Regions from separate parts of the Homo sapiens genome. Here region 1 is linked to region 2. A link is an interaction called in ENCODE POLR2A ChIA-PET data of the cell type or tissue named here. Cell type or tissue: GM12878. All regions are shown on one strand. Links, peaks and the distances in the headings refer to the core of each region. The heading gives the core; the rest is flanking DNA. Region 1 has its middle 37 kb from the start of TAOK1. Region 2 has its middle 15 kb from the start of MYO18A.

Region 1 (5,383 bases), core at 306-5,305, 160 kb before region 2:
GTCAAAAAAAAAAAAAATTCTTAATTTTATTTACTCATTGTATTCATTCATTTGTTGAACAGAATGTACAAATCATACATGGTAACAGTACCTACTACATAGAGTTGTCACAAATTAAATCAGTTAATTCTTGGAAAGCACAGTTTATACAGGATGCTTTGTATATCATATTAAGGAATTGGGATTTGAACATCTAAGCGTTGTTTAAAACCCATTAATATTAAGGGTCAGCAGTTAATTGGCATATCAGAGCTGTTGGCAAGTTCTTATCAGGAATAGAATCTAGAACTCATTGCCATTTCATACTTTTCAAAAGCTTTTAACTGAGAATATGCAATCAGTTCGTCTATTCCTTTTCAAAGGTCTGTGGTTCTTAACTATTTCAGATTTTAGGCCTCTAAAATTTAGTAAAACTTCTAGGCGGGACCCAGTGGCTCATACCTGTAATCCTAGCACTTTGGGAGGCTGAGGCAGAAGGATCACTTGAGCTCAGGAGTTCGAGACTAGCCCGGACAACATAGCGAGACCTTATCTCTACTAAAAATAATTAAAAAAAAAAAAATAGCTAGGTGTTGTAGTCCCAGCCACTCAGGAGGCTGAGATGGGAGGATTGCCCAGGAGGTTCAGTTTATAGTCAGGAGCTATGATTGTGCCATTGCACTCCAGTCTGAGCAACAGAGACCCTCTCTCAAAACAAACAAAAAATTTTGAGTAGTAGTTCTCAAACCAAGAAGTCTTAAAAACTAATGAGCTTTCGTTTATGTGGAATATGTGTATTATCAATTACTGTACTAGAATTTAAAACTAAATAACAGCAAACTTATTGTACATTAACATAAATATTTTTATGAAAAACAGTTATATTTTCCAAAACAAAAAATATAATGAGAAGGGTGTCAATGTTTTACATTTTTACAAATTTCTTTAACGTCAGCTTTAGCTAATAGATTCTCATGTATGCATCTGCATTCAGTCTGTTGCAATATGTTGTTTTAGTTGAAGGATATGAAGAAAATCTGGCTTCACACAGATATGTAGCTGGAAGAAGTTTTTAGATAGTTTTTTTCTGACCATTGTGGTTATTCTTTGATAGTACATGGAAATGCAACAAGCTGTAATTTCTTTTCATTTTTGAGACGGAGTTTCACCCTGTCCCAGGCTGGAGTGCAGTGGCACAATCTCGGCTTACTGCAACCTCCACCTCCCAGGTTCAAGTGATTCTCCTCTCTTAGCCTCCCGTGTAGCTGGGATTACAGGTGTGCCCCATCACGCCCGGCTAATTTTTTTGTATTTTTAGTAGAGACGGGGTTTCACCATGTTGGCCAGGCTTGTCTTGAACTCCTGACCTTGTGATCCACCTGCCTCAGCCTCCTGAAGTTCTGGGATTACAGGCATGAGCCACCACACCCGGCCAACAAATGGTAATTTCTTAAAGGTTGGTTGCAGCCAGGCACAGTGGTGCGGGTTTATAGTACCAGCTACTCAGGAGGCTGAGGTGGGAGGATTAATTCAGCCCAGGAGTTTGAGTCCAGCCTAGGCAACACAGTGAGATCTGATGTCTTTAAAGAAAAAAAAAAAAAAGTTATTTGCAATGTAGAATCTGAAACATTATTAAATGAACTTTTTGTCCTCTGTTTCATTAAAATCCATTAGGACTGGGTGCAGTGGCTCACACCTATAGTGCTAGCACTTTGGGAGGCCAAGGTGGGCAGATCACTTGAGGTCAAAAGTTCGAGACCAGCCTGGGCAACGTGGTAAAACCCCTGTCTCTACTGAAAAAAATACAAAAATTAGCCAGGCATGGTGGTGAGCACCTGTAATCCCAACTACTCGGGAGGCTGAGGCAGGAGAATTGCTTGAACCCAGGAGGCAGAGGTTGCAGTGAGCTGAGACCTTGCCATTGCACTCCAGCCTGGACAACAAGAGCGAAAGTCCATCTCAAAAAAATAAATAAATAAAATAAAATAAAATAAAATCCACTGGTCTGTCTTTCTCTTTGAATGGATCTTTTACCCATGCATGATTTAATATATGCCCTAGTCATTTGAAAAATATTAATTCCTTGAGATATGCATATCTTCCAAATGTTGACACATTTCATTATATGATGTCCCCCCCCCCAAAAAAAAACACATTTATTATCATCAGGAAAATCTTTAAGTATTGGGACACTGTCAAGCTCATGGTAGTAGATATAAGTTTTCCAAAATTCTAATTTTTGTTTGAAAACTCAAATTTTGTCATTGGCAAGAAACAATATCAGTTTATCAGTTATTTTTCTTGACATGCAAGCTCACTTTCTTCATTATGGGGAAATTTCAGCCAAATACCCAAGTTTTGATAGCCATAGTTTGTCTGTTAGTCGTTTTTTCAGGTAAAAATAGTGGTCAATGAAAAAGGTCAGCTCATAGCTCAATGAATTAGAGAAACGGTTTTCCTCAAGACAACCACCAATCATTCTTTGATATGCAACAGAAGTGCTTCATGCATACATAGCTTGTCATACCAAATAATTAAAAACATGTTCTGAGGGATCTAATAAAACCAATATTTTTTTTCTATTTCATCAAGGATATTCTTTTTTTTTTTTTTTGACAGAGTTTTGCTCTTGTCGCCCAGGCTGGAGTGCAATGGCGCAATCTCAGCTCACTGCAACCTCCACCTCGTGGGTTCAAGCAATTCTCCTGCCTCAGCCTCCCAAGTAGCTGGGATTACAGGCAGCCGCCACCACGACCAGCTAATTTTTGTACTTTTAGTGGAACGGGGTTTCACCGTGTTGGCCAAGCTGGTCTCAAACTCCTAACTTCAAGTGATCTGCCTGCATCGGCCTCCCAAAGTGCTGAGATTACAAGTGTGAGCCACCGCACCTGGCCAAGCATGGACATTTTTAAGACAGAGGTTGCAGTGAACCAAGATGGCACCATTGCACTCCAGCCTGGGCGACAGAGTGAGACTCTGCCTCAAAAAAAAAAAAAAAAAAAAAGTCCATGCTCATGCTCCCCTAGACTAATTAAGTCAGAATATCTAGAGTCCTTGGCATTGATATTTTTAACAGCTCCCTAGGTAATTGTAATGTGCAGTTGAACTTGAGAACTACTATTCTAGACTATTTTCCAGGAACATGTATCTACTCATGGACAGGACATCAGAAAATGGAGGACCACCCCCCACCACCGTAAAAAATTAAATATAAAGAAAGAGAACTGACAAGTCCTCCAAGTAAGAATAGAAAAAGAGTTATTGGTGGCTTTAAAATCTTTATATTCTTTAACCTAGTAATTCTGCTTCCTAAAATTTATCCTAAGAAAAGTAATTTAACAGGAGAGGGAAAAATATATTTGTGAAGACGCGTTATCTTTATAATAGTGAAAATAGGTTTTTAAGCAAGGGTGTTAAATAGTAATAACTATTTCTTAGACAGGTGTGATGATTAAATTAGATGATACATGTAAATTACTTATTGTTCTGCAAAGCACAAAGTACATGCTTAATAAAAGGTGGCTGGCTGGGCCAGATGTGGTGGCTTATGCTTGTAATCCCAGGACTTTGGGAGGCCAAGGTAAGCAGATCACTTGAACGCAGGAGTTCAAGGACAGCCTGGGTAACATGAAGAAACCCTGTCTCTACAAAAAAAAATTAGCCAGGTGTGGTAGCATGCACTTGTAGTCTCAGCTACTTGGGAGGCTAAGGTAGGAAGATCACTTTATCTTAGGAATTTGAGGCTGTAATGAGCTATGATTTTACCATTGCACTTCAGTCCGGGCAATGAGTGAGAGTCTGTCTTAAAACAAACAAACAAACAAAAACGCTGACTGGCCAGTCTAGACTGGTGCTCACACCTATGATCAGCAACATAGTGAGATCTCATCTGTACAAAAAATTTAAAAATTAGGCCAGGTGTGGTGGTTCATGCCTGTAATTCCAGCACTTTGGGAGTCTGAGGTGGGCAGATTTCTTGAGCTTAGGAGTTAGAGACCAGCCTGGCCAACATGGTGAAACTCCTTCTTTACAAAAAAATACAAAAATTAGCCAGGTGTGGTGGTATGCGCCTGTAGTCCCAGTTACTTAGGAGGCTGAGGTGGGAGGATTGCTTGAATCCGGGAGGCGGAGGTTGCAGTGAGCCGAGATAATGCCACTGTACTCTAGCCTGGGTGACAGAGCCAGACCCTGTCTCAAAAATAAATAAATAAATAAACAAATAAATAAATAAAAATTAAAATAAGAATTAAAAATTTTAAAATTAGCCAGGCATAGTGGTGTGCCCCTGTAATCCCAGCTACTCTGGAGGCTAAGGTGGGAGGATCACTTAAGCTTAGGAGTTTGAGGCTGCAGTGAGCTATGATTTTGCCATTGTATTTCAGCCTGGACAAAAGAGGAGGACCCTGTCTCTGAAAAAAAAAAAAAAAAAAAAAAAGGTGGCTGGTGTGTGGAGATGGACAGTAGGGAGGCAAAAGTAGAAGAAGACAAGTTATGAAGCCACTGAAGTAAGCAAGAGTTCATGGTAGCATGGATTAATGGCCAGAAGAGGGAATAAACAAATGACATATACAGTTGGCCCTCCATATCTGTGGGTTCTGCATCCCTGGATTCAACTAACTGTGAATGGAAATTTTTTTTTAATGGATGATTGCATCTGTACTGAACACGTACAGACATTTTTTTTCTTGTCATTACTCTGTAAACAGTGCTTATAAATAACAATTATTTACATTGTATTATATGTACTCTAGAGATAATTTAAAGTATATGGGAGGATATGTGTAGGCGATATGCAAATACTATGCCATTTTGTATGGAGGACTTGAGCATCCATGGATTTTGGTTTCCAAGGGGTACCTGGAATTAGTCCCCCACAGATACCAAGGAACATGGTATATACTTTATCTTTGCTGATGGATTTATTAGGGAATGGAGATTGAGGAAAAGAAAAGAATCAAGGATGACTGTGGCTTTTAGTAACTAAGTGGAAGTAGTGTCATTTACTAAGAATGGGAAAGCTAACGGAAGACCAGGCTTGGAAGAAAATCAAGATTAATAGAGAAGGCCAGGCACAGTGGATCACACCTGTAATCCCAGCACTTTGGGAGGCTGAGATGGGCAGATCACTTGAGGTCAGGAGTTTGAGATCAGCCTGGCCAACATAGTGAAACCTTGTCTCTACTAAAAGTACAGAAATTAGCCTGGTGTGGTGGCGCATTCGCCTGTAATCCGAGCTACTTGGGAGGCTGAGGCAGGAGAATCGCTTGAACCCAGAAGGCAGAGGTTACAGTGAGCCGAGATTATGCCACTGCACTCCAGCCTGGGTGACAGAGCAAGACTGCGTCTCAAAACAAATAAATAAATAAATAGGCGGGCATGGTGGCTCACACCACTGATGGATTGA
Region 2 (5,383 bases), core at 176-5,175:
TGCCTGGGCGTCAGGCACAGATGGAGCTGGAGCTCTTGCTGTGGGCCAGAAATAGCTTTGCAAATATCTGGCTGTGGGGGCATTATGTTTTCGTCCCCTTCCCTTCCTGTCCCCTCACTTCAATTTCTTGTGATTTCTGTGTCCACAGAAATCACAAGATGAGCGACTGGTCATTCCTGGGCTGGCTCCTGACCCGAGTGCAGAACGATTCCACCGTGGTTGGCAAGGTATGGCTCACTGTCCTGGTCTTACACATCCTGCTTGTCGCCCTGCTGGGAAGTGCTGTCTGTGGGATGAGCACTGCAAGTTCATCTGCAATACCCTGCGGCCTGGCTGCACCAATGACCACTTCTCCCACTTCCGCTGGGGCTTTCCAGATTGTGCTGGTGGCCGTACCCTCCATCTTCTTTGTTGTCTGTGTGCTGCACTAGATGGTGAATGGGAGACAGTGGATGTGGAGAGGGGGTACCTGCTGGAAACCGTGCAAGAGCTGGCAGCTGGAGGGGCTCTCCCTGGACCCAGGCTGGGGCCCCTTGGGGCTTCTTTCTTTCTAGAGGGGCAGCTCTTAGTAGGAGAGGAGGTTTTTCCCCAAATGCCTTGGGGCTGCCACCTGGTACCCCAGCCTGCAGTCATACAGGGTCCTGGCTGTCTGCACTGCCCACGTGGTGCTGCGGGCCTGCATGGAGCTGGCCTTCCTGGTGGGGTCTACTCTCTGGGTGTGATATGCCATGGTTGCTTCACTGCCACTCCTCCCCTGTCCCTCCAGTCCTGACTGCTTTGTGTCCAGAGCCATGAGGAAGAAAATCTTCCTGAACTTCATGTGCAGGTGGGGTTGGGCTGCTTCCTCCTGAACCCGATGGAGTTGTGCTACCTGGGCTGGGTCTTCCCTTGCCAGGCACGCTCTGTGGCCTGCACCAGCTAGTGCTACTTCTGCTCCACTGTGATGAGGAAGGACCGTGCTCCAGGTGCCCTCCTGCTGGTGAGTGCCCCAGCAGTGCAGGCCCCAGCACCGCACGCCCCATGCTCACTGCCCGGTGGTGACAAGCAGCTGGCTTAGGGTAGCAGCAGAGACCTGACACTCCCCCCCAGCAATGCCACTCAGCAAAAAAATCCTGCCATCCTGCTTGGTCTTTGAGGGTGGGGAATGTGGAGTGGGAGTGGAAAACCCTGCTTCTTTCTGAAGATGTTACCTCAACAGACACAGTTTAGTGAAGTGATGAAGAGTGAGGCCTCTGGAACCCAGGTTCAAATCCCAGCTCTGCCATTTACCAGTGGTGTAACCTCAGACAAATTGCTTAACTTCTCTGTACCCCAGTTTCTCTAACTGAAAAACGGAAATCATAATAGATCCTCACTCCTACTTCATAGGAATGCTGTGAGGGTGAAATGAGTTTATACATGTAAAGTGCTTATAGATAGTAGCTGGTAACAAACGTTAGCCATTTGTATTAACCTCAGCTGCCTACAGCGTTGCTTTTGCTTGCCTAGCTTCCTGGGCCACCCACAATTGTGGAATCTATTGTCAATTCCTCCCTCAGTTGCTCTTACGGCTGTTGGAAGCCAAGTCCCCACACATTCTTCCTTGTAAGTCTCTCCTACACCTGTCCCCTCTGTTGGGTCCCCAAGTCATCTTCCTTGTTCAAGTTTGTATTTTCGGCCCCCTGCACTGCTGTTGCTGAACCTGCCAGGCACCTCTCTGCCTGCACTGCCCTTTCCTCTATTCCAACATACACCTGCCTCGCTGTGGAATCTCCTTGAATTAATCACTTAAAGTTCCTATGCCTGGAAACCAGCATCTTCCATGAGCCAGCCTGGACCTCCTTTTCTAGCCGGATCACCTACTTTTTCCAAAGAAGCCCTCCATTCTAGCCACACCAGGAGCTGTGCCTGGGGCTCCCTCCCCTACCTCCCACCCTTTGCTTGTGTTCCCTCCCGGGGACCTCTGACGTGGGAGGCTTCAGGACTAAGTTCGAATCCTGCCCCGCCACTCGGTGGTTGTGTGAGCTTGCGTAAGCTACTTGGTCTTCTGGTGATCAGTTTCCTGCTGTGTCAGAAGAGACTAATCATACTTTCTTCACAGGGTCATTGTGAGGATTAAACAAGATACTCTGAGTAAAGTGCAAGGCACACAATGTTCATCAATGAGTAGTAGATGCCATGATTATCACCTACATTCTACTATTATTGCTCAGATACTACCTTTTTTCTGTGCAACGTTCCTTGACCACTGCTCTGATTTTTTTCCTCTGTGCCTCCAAGGCAATTTCACTTAACAATTAGTCACGCAGTATTTTGTGACTTCCCCTTTACTGTGGTCTTCAGCAGTTATTTAAATCCCATCCTGCTGTGTAACTTTGCACATGTCTCTCATTGGTCTTTCATCTCAGTTGCAAGGAGGGGTGGTGACGATGTGCTTTGCAGGAAGAGGACACAAGCTTCTGCTCCCAGCTTAGCACTTTGCGTGGAATAGGAGCTCAACTCATATATGCCGATTTAATTAATTTTGAAATCTTTAGGCTACAATTAGAACTGAGTCCAGACTGAGCTGTACTTGAGGCATGTCAGAAAAGCAGAGTGACAGACATTCCTCCAGTGTCTTCCACAACTTGGGCCGATTTCTAACAATCCTTTAACAACTAAAAAAGTTCCTTGCAGGGTCTAATTTCAGTCCTGCTTGCTGCAATTGAAGCTGCTTTTCAGCCTCAGATTATTGATGTCTAGGTCCTAAAAAGTGTGTGTGGCGGGGGCGGCAGGCGCAGTGGCTCACGCCTGTAATCCCAGCATTTTGGGAGGCCAAGGCGGGCAGTTGCCTGAAGTTGGGAGTTCGAGACCAAGCTGGCTAACATGGTGAAACCCCGTCTCTACTAAAAATAAAAAAATTAGCCAGGCATGGTGGTGCACGCCTGTAGTCTCTGCTACTCAGGAGGCTGAGGCAGGAGAATCACTTGAATCCAGGAGGCGGAGGTTGCAGTGAGCCGAGATCACACCTCTGAACTCCAGCTTGGGAGACACAGCAAGACTCCATCTCAAAAAAAAAAAAAAAAGTGAGGGGGACAATATCTAGGATAATTGGAGATGTCAACCTCCTGTGACCCAGCAATTCTATTCCTAAATATATGCACCAGAAAATATCTTGCACAGTGAGCACCTGAAGATATGTCTCACAATGTTCATAGCAGCATTATTTTGCAAATAGCAAAAACCAGAAACAACCATGAATATTTATCAACAGAATAGACAGACTGTGTTATATTCACATCATGGAATATTATACAACAGTGAAATGAATAAATTAGAGCTAATCATATTAATAGGAATCTTTCTTCTTTATTTTGTTATTCTTTTTTTAAAAATAATAGGAATCTTTCAATGATGAGCAAAAAGAGCAAGTTTCAGAAGAGTAATGACAGTGTGGTATTATTTTTACAAACTAGGTAAAATAATATTTTATATTGTTTGAGGATATATGCTATGTAATAAAAGCGTATGGAAGTGCATGGAAATAACAAACATCCAATTCAGAATAGTGGTTGCCCCTGGGAAGGGGGAGGATAATGCAGGGTGGTACTGAGTGTTCAAACTGAGTTTGAGTAATTCTTTCTTTCTTTCTTTACCTCCCTCCCTCTTTCCCTCCCTCCCTTCCTTCCTTCCTTCCTTTCTTCCTTCCTTTGTTCCTTTTCTTGGGATGGAGTTTCGCTCTTGTTGCCTAGGCTGGAGTGCAATGGTGCGATCTCAGCTCACCGCAACCTCCGCCTCCTGGGTTCAATCGATTCTCCTGCCTCAGCCTCCCAAGTAGCTGGAATTACAGGCATGCGCCACCAAGCCAGCTAATTTTGTATTTCTAGTAGAGACAGGGTTTCTCCATGTTGGCCAGGCTGGTCTTGAACTCCTGACCTCAAGTGATCTGCCCGTCTCGGCCTCCCAAAGTGCTGGGATTACAGACGTGAGCTACTGCACCCAGCTATTGTTTAATTTTTTAATTTTTTGTAGAGATGGGGTCTCCCCATGTGCCCAGGCTCATCTTGAACTCCTGAGATCAAGTGATCCTCCTGCCTTGGCCTCCTAAAGTGCTGGGATTATAGGTGTGAGCTACCGCACCCAGCCCAGATAGATTTCTATGTAGAGCCATTTTCCAAGGAAAGAATAATGGAGACATAACCTGGTTTTGTTCATTCTGTCTCTGCTGGGAGGATTATAGCCCCCCTCTATAAGTGGGAACTCTGAGCTGGAGACAGGTGACAGGATTTGCTGGATGCTATGTGGGAAATCAGGAGACCCTGCTGGTTACTCTTTCTTTGGAACAAACTGGATTTGTGGAAATTACTTGTGGTTTTAGAGCCATTGAGACTTGAGTTTTAATCCTGCTTCTGACATTATCTATAATAGCTGTGTGGTCTTGGCCAATCTCTGACCTTTTAAAGCCTCAGTTCCTCATTTAAATAGGAAAATAACAACATGGAGTTTGCAGAGTTGTTGGAAGGATTAAAATGGGAGTGGTCCACCTTGCTCTGGTTTGGTACATGGTGGAAATATAGCTCAGGTCCTTTTTCCCATGCTCATAATCAGCTAGTCAGTGACCTTCTCCTGGGCCCCATCTGTTCTCAGGGAATTTAGCCAGCTCTTCTCCGTGACTATAATCAGGGCTCTTGACCGAAGGGAAAGCCACTTTCCATGTAATTTTGACATCTTGTGCCATGGAAATAATTAATACATTTATTGTCTTAATACATCTATTAATTAAGCAAATAACTACTGGTCAGTATAATATGGTAATCAAACTTTAGGCTTCAGGGTCAGAGATCTGAGTGCTAGTCTTGGCTATGCAATTACTAGCTGTGTGACCTGGGCAAGTTACTTCTACTGTCCACGCCTCATTTCCTCATCTGTATAATGGGGATAACAGTGCCTACCTCCATGGGCTTTGCTGAGAGTATTAAATGAGAACACACATATGGTGTTTAGCAGTAGCTATTATTACCCTATCATAATCCCAGCAATGTGCTTGGGACTAGGGGGAGGAAGAAGTATAAATAAGACTGGTTTTGAAGCATCACAGTCAAAAGACATGATGACAAATAAATACCATATACATTCATAGAATGATAAATGTGGTAAAAGAGACAGAAAGTGCTGGAGTCGGTGAGGGACGACCAACTCCTCCTGAAGGGGTTGTGGGGCAGCTCCACAGAGAAGCTAACATTTAGAATAGACCTTGAAGAACTAGTGGACTCCCTCAACTTGGGAGATGGGGAAGGATGTTTCAAATGGAGGGGGCAGCACATACAAAGGCATGGTGCTACGTTCTGGGGAGAGCAAGGCATTTCCCATGGCTGCTGCATGTAAAGAGTCTTTTGGGTTATGCTAAGAAGTTTGGATTCTGCTG

What was found. Peaks named below come from ENCODE experiments on the same cell type or tissue, not always from the same donor. Only the 100,000 strongest peaks of a DNase experiment are listed, where the experiment ranks them.
Region 1: POLR2A ChIA-PET joins it to region 2 with 7 read pairs; 2 of 35 experiments call an interaction of 5 or more read pairs at or near these places.

Annotation. Positions count from the first base shown.
Region 1 is chr17:29,350,774-29,356,156 of GRCh38, reverse strand. No RefSeq gene overlaps it. Among named protein-coding and RNA genes, the nearest start is that of TAOK1, 37 kb to the left of the region's middle. In GM12878, for the core only: no CTCF peak of the experiment used is centred there; no DNase peak of the experiment used is centred there.
Region 2 is chr17:29,192,565-29,197,947 of GRCh38, reverse strand. It overlaps the pseudogene LOC100421028. Among named protein-coding and RNA genes, the nearest start is that of MYO18A, 15 kb to the right of the region's middle. In GM12878, for the core only: no CTCF peak of the experiment used is centred there; a DNase peak (open chromatin) is centred at 2,337; H3K4me3 peaks cover 465 bases; H3K27ac peaks cover 268 bases.